Regions from separate parts of the Homo sapiens genome. Here region 1 is linked to region 2. Evidence: chromatin contacts called from ENCODE Hi-C data. All regions are on one chromosome and are shown on one strand. Each heading gives the region's core, a stretch centred on a gene start or an enhancer-like site at or near the end of the contact. The rest is flanking DNA. Distances are from core to core; before and after follow the strand shown.

Region 1 (4,641 bases), core at 1,128-3,627, 65 kb before region 2:
GACATTCCCAGTGCCTAACAACAGAGTGTCACTCATGGTAGGTGCCCAGTAATTGTAAGAGGATAAAATCAGATGGGACACTAGGCTTGGAATCAATTACCTAAATCTTGACCCTACTCTAGGAAAAACTAAATGTGTGGCCTTAATCAAATAGTTTAACTATTCTGAGGTTGGTCCAAATGGCTTCTTTTAGTTCTAAAATTTTACAGAAAGGATGACCAATTCCTGAATAATTAGTATTTTGCTCTTCATTCATGACAATGAATCACAGATTCAAAGATAAAGAGCTGGAAGGGCCCTTATACACCATCTCTCTTCCTCTAGCCCCTCATTCTAAGGAACCCCAAGTTGAGAAAGAGACCACATCTTGGTGAAGGTGAGTTAGGATTTGATACACATCTTCTCCCTCCCAAGCCTCTGCTTAAGCCTAAAAATCCATTGCCTTAATCCACTGCCTTTCTTCATGCATGGAACTAAAATGAAAATGTTGTATGGGGGTTTTCCAGGCTTCTCTCTTTAAAAATACCAAGTGGTTCCTTCCTTGGAATTTCACATTATGTTCTAACATACTGAAAATGATCAATGAAGGCTACTTGATTCTCTGAATATATATGCGCATGTGCGCACAGACACACATACACACACACACACACACACACACTCAGGAAACTATAACTGAAACCCAACTCATAACCTACTTATTTATTTTCCATTGGTCTTCAGTATTGATAGTGCCAACTGTAACCGAGAGATAACTAGGAAAACTTTAGGCACTGTTGACAAGACTAATCCTTGCTAGCCACAGACACCCCTTCTATGGCAGTTAGTGACTGCACTCAGACCAAAATAAAGCATATCATTGGAGAACTTTGTATGGCAATGTCTTCTACTCTGCCTTAATAAAATACTCTGTGCTGCTTAATTTTGCCATGAAGGACCACTTCGGAAAACTTGTTTTTGCATATATTTCTATATAATATAAAATATAGTAGGAATTAGAAATGTTTGATAAATTTCAACTCAGCCATAATGATTTTAGTTAAGACATAGTTTAGCTGGTCCCATCGATTCTTTCTCTTAAAAGATACATTATTAACATCACCACTTCCCTTATACACCATGTATATTCATATTTTCTCTTTCTCTCTCTTGTTCTCACTCTCAGTTTCACTCTCCCTCTCTTAGTTTAGGACATATTGCTCTCTCCACAAGGCACTTATTAAATGGTATATATCTGATTAAACACACTTTTTCATTTTAATATGTTACTGCTTATATGAAATTTCTTGTTCCTTGCACATTCAAAGGAGCCCACCATTTATATTGCCCAAAACCCTAAAAAATTGTCGCTGAGTTTAAGAAGACCTTCTCTAATGCTATCAAAACTTCAGAAAAGATCTACATCAATAGAAAGTTATCTGAGCCCCTTTTCCTTTGTTTCTCCATCATGGCGACCCTGAGCTGCCTTCTTTCCTTCCTGGAAGTTACAGCATTTCTTCTCCAACCCAGTAATTCAGCTACTTGTCAAAGACTTACAAATGCCACCCCCTGCCAGTAGAGTTCTCATACCAGACCTGTTGCACAAGGCTGTTTAACGCCTCTCTTCTTTGGATGTTCTTTTCTAGTCCTCAGTACCAAGGGAGCCTTAAGAAGGGAAACAAAAAGATAAAACTCCACAAGCTTCGCCTAGCCATATAGTGAGGACTGTGTGGCACGTTCCCTGGCAGCCCATATGATAGGCTCAAGTGTGTCACCTACTGCCATGGAATGTCATCTCACTGAGGTCAGGATATTTCTCCCAGCCATGCTGAGTACCTGACAGTTGTCAAACAACATTTCCACCACCCACTTGACAGGCTGCATGGAATAGTGGAGAATGCATAGCGTATAGCGTCTCAACATCTGGTTGAGCCCTGGTTCTGCTACTAACTGCTGTGTGACCTTTCAGAAGTTGCTTAACTTGTCTGGGCGTTGGCAAATACAGACTCCAGATAGCTGGAAAGTAAAGAGTAAATTAAGATAGCAGACCCAAGTTCTAGTGTACATTCTGCCACTTACCAGGTCTTTGCATCAATGGGGTTCAGATTCCTTAGTTTAAAAATGAGGACAATACCTGCCTGGTTTGTATAGTGTCACTGTCAGGAGGAAAGGACAGAAGCGATGTGGAAAGCCCTGTGAACTACACAGTCTTCTGCAAATTGACTGGCTGGCACCCTCCTTTGGCCTCTTTGCTTTATCTATTTGACCGTAAGGTCTCATTTGAAAGTTCAAACCTTTCTAGAACCCTTTCTTCCCAGCACTGAAAGTACCATCCACAGTCCTTATTTTCAGTCATGTAATTTCAGACAGGCCAGTCACTTCTGAATACTAGATTTCTCTCTGCATGAGTCACAGTGAGAAAACTCACAGCTGGGCAAGAAGCTAGTCTCCTCCCCTTCTCTGCCCTGACCCTGTGTTCCCACTTCCTGAGTGCACCTGATGGCCTTTGAAACACTCAAAAGTCAGGAACTTCTAAAGCACAAAGAGTCAGAGCATGATTTCCACAAGTTCTCTACCTAGGTTGGCCATCTCTCTTTCTACCCCATGGTGATATCCTTGCTCACAATCCAATTTTTCTAAAGCCTGCCTTTTTCTGTCTTTGCATTGGCATACTATTTTCTTCCTGCTTGCTTTTAAAATAAGAATCCTTGCCTCATTGCATTAATAAAGTGTTCTCATGTAGGTGAAATAACTAACACTTTACTGTGGGTTCACAACTATCTAAGGAAATAATGGAGGAAGGTATTTTCACTCCTACTTTAGAATGAAAAAAGGAGGCCCAGAAATTCTGTGTGGCTTGCCCCAAGATCACACCGAAAGGAGGTAGCAAAGTCTAGCCTCATCTACCAGCCTGCTGAGTCAGAGCTAACCTTCTTCCCACCACCTCTTGTGGGTTAGTAAGAAAAACAAGAGGCACAGCCAAGGGAGAACACTTATGTCACCCAGTACAAACAGGCAGCCTGAATCCAGAGGTAAACCAGAAAGGAATAAAAGGCAAAGGCAGCTGAGTCCAAGAACAATGGGCAGCATTTTGGAGCCGTTCAATTCCCAAGTCAGGTTACAGGGCCATAAATACATTTTAAGGCCTTTAGAATACCTGGATGCTCTGTGACCCTTCTTCTATCTGTGTTTGGGTGTATTAGTCCATTTTCATGCTGCTGATGAAGACATACCCAAGACTGGGTAATCTATAAAGAAAAAGAGGTTTAATGGACTCACAGTTCCATGAGGCCAGGGAGGCCTCACAATCATGGCAGAAGGTGAAAGGCATGCCTTACATGGCAGCAGACAAGAGAGAATGAGAACCAAGCAAAATGGATTTCCCCCTATAAAACCATCAGATGTTGTGAGATGTATTCACTACCATGAGAACAGTATGGGGGAAACCGCCCCCATGATTAAATTATCTCCCACCGGGTCCCTCCCACAACACATGGGAATTATGAGAGCTACAGTTCAAGATGAGATTTGGGTGAGGACACAGCCAAACCATATCATTGGGTTCCCTACACTTCCTTCAGACTTCAAAGACAAGGGACTTCTGGTGAAAAATACACAAAGCTTCCTCATTTTCCATTTAGAGCTTGAATGGGTTGAGGTGGAACTATAAAAGTACTAATGAGAATATTCTGGAACAAACAAAACATAATTTTCTCCATTTTATCTGTTCACTGCAACAGTCATACAAGACAGAGCCAAAGTGGTGCTTAGATTCAGCAGTCAACTGCCAGCATGATTTGGTTTCAGAAATTCCAGGACAGCAGTTTGGTGCAATAAAAAGAACACCAGCTCTCAGTCAGCAGACTCAAGTTTCCATCCCAGGATCTGTCACTTAATAGTTATATGGCCCTGGGATTCCTTTACCCTGACTGAAAACATAAGAATAATATCTCTTTTGAAGACTTTATAGACAGCAGATGTCACAAACTTATGGCCCATGCATCATATCTGGTCCAAAGAGATAATTTCCTTGTCTCACACAATTACAAAAATTATTCTAAAAAATTTCTTTAGAAGAGGCCTGCCTTCTTCCATCTGGCACACACATACTCTTCTCTCTGATCTTATATTGACCTGCATCTGGAGTTTGTGTTCCCTCCTCAAGCCCATGGTCATTTAATTTCAACCTCTTCTTCAGGAATTCCACAAAAATGTGAAAGCTCCTAGCAGATAACAAGCACTCAATGAATATTCTGGTTCTCTGAAGTATGAGCACTGTTTGCTACCTGATAAAGGGACACTCTGTAATTGGAGTTCCAGTTCCAGCTTTCAGTCTCTGTTGCTGGTTCCTCATGTTCTTTACCCTACCAGTGGTGGAATGCCCAGGGCATAGATCTTCAACCCCTCTTCTTTCCTAATTACACTCACTCCCTTTAGTGGCCCCATCCAATCTTATGATTTTAAATATGATCAACTTACTGATGACTCCAAAATTTGTAGATCTGGAACAGGCACCTCCCAGGGATTCCACACTCATTTATATAACTGCCTCTTTGACTACCTTCACTTAACTAACAGTGGGATAATCATCCATCCCAGTTTATCCAGAACCTTCCTGGCTTGCACAGAACAATTCTGGGTTGTGCCTATGGTCTCAGCAGC
Region 2 (4,606 bases), core at 1,282-3,781:
TGGCCAAAACAAAGGGGCTATAGGCCCCATGTAAGTCTGAAATTCAATACTGTAGTCATTCTCCCCACCCCAGAATGGTAGATCCACTAACAGCTTACACCATGCACCTGGAAATGCTGCAAACACTCAACACCAGCTGTGAAAGCAGCTGGGAGGCAGTCTGTACCCTACAAAGCCACACAGGCAGAGTTGTCCAAGGTTGTGGGAGCCCACTTCTTGCATCAGCATGACCTGGATGTGAGGCATAAAGTCAAAGGAGATCATTTTGGAACTTTAAAGTTTAATGACTTCCCTATTGGGTTTCAGACTTACATGGTGCCTATAGCCCCTTTGTTTTGGCCAGTTTCTCCCATTTGGAAAGGGGGTATTTATCCGATGCTTTTACCCCCCATTGTATCTAGAAATTAACTAACTTGCTTGTGATTTTACAGGCTCATTGGTGGAAGGGATTTGCCTTGTCTCAGATGAGACTTTGGACTGTGGACTTTTGAGTTAATGCTGAAATGAATTAAGACTTTGGGAGACTGTTGGGAAGGCATGATTGGTTTCAGAATGTGAGGACATGAGATTTGGGAGAAGCCAGGGGCAGAATGATATGGTTTGGCTTTGTCCCCACCCAAATATCATTTTGAATTATAGCTCCCATAATCCCCACGTCATGGGAGGGACCCAGAGGGAGGTAATTGAATCATGGGGGCAGTTTCCCGCATACTGTTCTCATGGTAGTGAATAAGTTTCTCACTACCATGGTTTTATAAAGGCCAGTTCCCTTGCACACACTCTCTTGCCTGCTGCCATGTAAGACATGCCTTTGCTCCTCCTTCGCCTTCCGCCATGATTGTGAGGCCTCCCCAGCCACGTGGAACTGTGAGTCCATTAAACCTATTTTTCTTTATAAATGACCCAGTCTCAGGTATGTCTTTATCAGCAATGTGAGAACAGACTAATACATTCGGTTTCCTCATTCATAAAAATAGAGTTGGGGGGTGGGGAAGTGGGTCTTAAACTTTTCCTATCTCACGGTACAGGAATAAAGGGGGATAAAATATCTTAGGTGTCTGGTCCAGAAAAGGTAATTATAAATGTTACTTATGTTTCCTTCTCCTCCTAATTTATCCAATAAATGCAAAAACTCTGAGGCACTCACTGTCTTTTGCTCTTTATCCATTCATCAAACTTTCCTTGGAGCCTAATTGCATGCCAGATACATAACTTCATAAAACACATGTGGTTGTCTCTGGTCCTGTGGAACTACAGTGACAGGGGAGGGGGCAGAAATGAAACAGCTTACTGATAAATGAGTGAATGAATTTGGCTAGATTAATAGGAGTGGGTGAAAGGTAGCATGAATAAACACTCCATTAGGGAAAAAGAAAATTAAGCTAAATTCAAAGTACCAAGTGTGCACGTGGAAGCCAGATCCTGGGAGTTTCTGAAATTCTCTGCGCCTCCCTTTCCTCTTCTACAAAATGGAGATAGTAATAGATGGTAACTCTTTTGGGTTACTGTGAAAAGTAAAACAACACTCCCCTCCCTCATCCTCACTAACCCAGCATATCAACCAGTTTTCTGAGATGTCTAGATTTCCATTTGGCCTCCAGCCAGCTTGAACAGCCAAACTGCCCCCAAGAAAGCACCCTGAATGTGAGGTCATCCAGGGTCCTAGGACTCCATCATACCCACTCCAAAACTAAAAGCCCACAGACCGTGGGGGTAGGACCTGACTAGCTGAAACATGCTGACCAAGCTACCTGAAGCACCTCTGAGGTATGCCCAGGCCTCAGGGTTGTCAAGCAGAAAAACCAGCACCTCCAGCCAGGTGTGTCTCTCTCATAAAGAAAGCTGAAACAGTTTTCCCTGCTTCTGAGTGGCAAGCTCGCCCCCAGATGTTTCTGAGAGCACCGCCCTTGCATTCCCACCAGGCCACCTGAGAACCTGGCCTCCCACATCTGGATTCGGCTGAAGCAGCAGTGTTTGAGAGAAAGGTGAGACTGGACAGTCAAGAAAGGGACAGAAAGTCGACGGTCTGGGAACTATCCCAGCGTGGACATTTACAGAAGCCACATACCTGTGTGTCCTCACTCCTCACAGGAGGACCGTGCAAAGGCAAATTGCTAGGCAGGTAGACCTCACAGATTCTCTCAGCCGGGCAGTCGGTGAGTCTGTCCAAAGCATTTGAATCTGAAGATAAAATGTTAAGAAGAAAATCCTAGAAAAACATGTCACATATATTCTACCCACCGAACCAAACAAAAACAAAAAAGAAACACTTAATTTTTAATAATGGGCGCAAGAAGTACTCAAAGTAATAAATAATAATAATAATAAAAGTTACTTCTTAGCCTGACTGTCCTGGACGAGAATTCCGTCCCCACTTGCAGGTCGGGCACTGAGTGCCTGGACAGAGAGTTAGGTCCCCCGCTTACCCCGCCCTAAGGCTGCGGAAGGCGGCGCCATCGGTCGCCATGGAAATCGCGGCGGATGGGCGGATCCTGGGCAGGTTGGCTGGGTCGGGCTGCCCGGGCGACGCCGGAGTTGCAGTTGGAGGCTGCGGGAATACAAAGGTAAGAGAGCAACTCCTGGGTTCCCTTGACTCGCAAGGGCTTGACCCCTGCCCGGGTTCTGGGAAAGTGAAGCAGAAAGTCGCCTCCCAGCGCAGAATATTCAAATTTGCCAGATGATCAGAATTACGCTGATTTAAAACCCAAACCCTCCCTAGTTTCCCACTCCTGCCCTGCTAAATCAAAATCTCCCAGCCAGGATCCGGAATCTGGATTTAACCAGGGGCCGTTTATAGAGTTGGGAGATTGGTAGATACGAGGTTCGCCTATTCTTATTTCTCAACGCCATACCACTACCCCGTAATGGTAAAAGAATTTGCACCCCAAAATCCTCCCCAGCGGCTCTGAAATGGAGTGCTTGGAGCTGGAAATGCGGAGCCCATTCCTCTCCTTGCAATACTGAAAGTTGTGAGCTGATTGGAAGCGTCGCTGCTTCTTGTGGGTTTCCCACTGGGGGGCAGCCTCGTCCTTCGCTCCTATTCCTTCCGCAAAGCAGAGCCGACAGTGTGGTTTCTGGCTAATTCCGGCTGCAGCCTGGTTAATAATATAAGCAGCACTTCTAGGAAGCGGAGCTTGGATGCAGAGCAGAGCCTAGGGCTGTAAATGGAAGAAGCTCTCAGCCCCAATTCCTAGTTTACAGTTAGGGTTCAGAACAAAGAATCCACGCTTGTAAAGCAATAATGTTCCCCTTGAGGGGAACATTACACTGCCCTTCAGTTCACGTGTATTATTTCTCAGCCCCCCCGAGCTTTATCTTTCATTGGGCAATCAGGTGGGACTTCAGGATTGATGGAGCCAAGCGTTAGCCTTGGCTGCACACTGAGTAACTATGAGCCTCACCTGACCACCTTCAGGAGGCAGCGTGGTGGTGAGAGAGGACTCGCTTCTGCGCTAATGGGGATCGCCATAGCTTCAATGACTATAAAATCAGGACCTGTCGTATCTGCATAGCCTGTCTTAGAGGTTTACGGGACGCTCAGCTCAATAGAGTGGGATAATCTATGGGTCTCTAGTACCTCATGCATTTACTGTACCTTATTTTGATAACCTGTTTATAGGTCTGACTTCTGTTATTTCATGTATAGGCATTGTCAGCTTAAAATCATGAGATCTTAAATTTGGAGAGGAGACTTTATTTCTTATAACGAGTTGCAGCTTGCAGGGTGGCCATCATGACAGGTAGAAGCTAGCCTCTGGCAGAGACCAATAGCAGGCACTTCAGAGGATAAAAGGGAGAGGTTGAGATTTATGCCCAAGGAAATTAGCTATACATACATATTCAGTAGGTTATAGGAGAATCTTATGAATATTTATGAGTCAATACATATGCACAGAATGAACATGTATGTAACATACAACACATGTTCACTTTGGGGTGGAGACAACATTAAGATACAGTCAAATTTAGGCCACACACATTAAAAGGTGAAGCAGGGACATGAAAGTAATCAACGCTCAGCCTCTATGAATCAGCCAGAACCGGTCTGTGGTCTCTTAGAAGAAAGTTACTGAAATCAGTCTCTTGTCCAGTCAGAGCTGTAGTTATGCCTTGTGGAGCACGAGGTCAGTTAGTCAGTGTTTGGTGGTTAGTGAGCTGCAATTGTTTCAATATTGCTTATCTGGAGACCAGTGCTTGTTTTGCTGATAGAGAAAAAGAAAAACCTTGAGGCAGTTAGAAAATAGTTTATTCTTTAACTGTAGGGGCTGTAGGACTTAACCCTTGCCTACTACCACCTTAGGTCTTGTTTATAATTTGGTATCTTATTACCACAAAGAGTCCATTCTGTCAGCTTATGACCTCTATTTTAGCAACATAAAATAAGAGCAGCTTTTTCTACATCACGTAGAATGCACTTCCTCCAATTCAAACTTCCAAATCATGAATTATTGCTAAAAGGAGGTGAAAGGGCTGAGAAGGTTAGGGCCAAGTGAGCAGACCACAGTATATCCTTTGGGATAATAAATGTCATTTTACATAAGAAAGAGACCCATGGTCAAATAAGTGTGTAAAATACTTGATTAAATGTATTTCTTTACTGCAGGAC

What was found. Hi-C counts contacts between places; a loop is a spot of excess contacts on that map. Pooled maps may share reads with other maps.
Region 1: a map with no recorded cell type shows a loop between it and region 2 (9-fold over the local background). The contact joins the enhancer-like site here to the promoter of FRMD3-AS1 in region 2. A Hi-C loop is called at or near these places in 1 of 168 maps with a recorded cell type or tissue (mammary epithelial cell), 7 of 37 single-sample maps with no recorded cell type and 5 of 50 pooled maps.

What each region holds. Positions count from the first base shown.
Region 1 is chr9:83,152,099-83,156,739 of GRCh38, forward strand. It overlaps a transcript of RASEF not described here. Among named protein-coding and RNA genes, the nearest start is that of FRMD3-AS1, 65 kb to the right of the region's middle. Within about 2 kb of position 2,378, at least 5 of the 41 ENCODE cell types and tissues checked have a DNase peak (open chromatin) inside an H3K27ac peak, as active enhancers do; they include mammary epithelial cell, where a contact is called at or near this core.
Region 2 is chr9:83,216,814-83,221,419 of GRCh38, forward strand. FRMD3-AS1 (FRMD3 antisense RNA 1) reads left to right here and starts at 2,532. Exons shown (of 3, transcript NR_184120.1): 1 at 2,532-2,564. It also overlaps a transcript of RASEF not described here.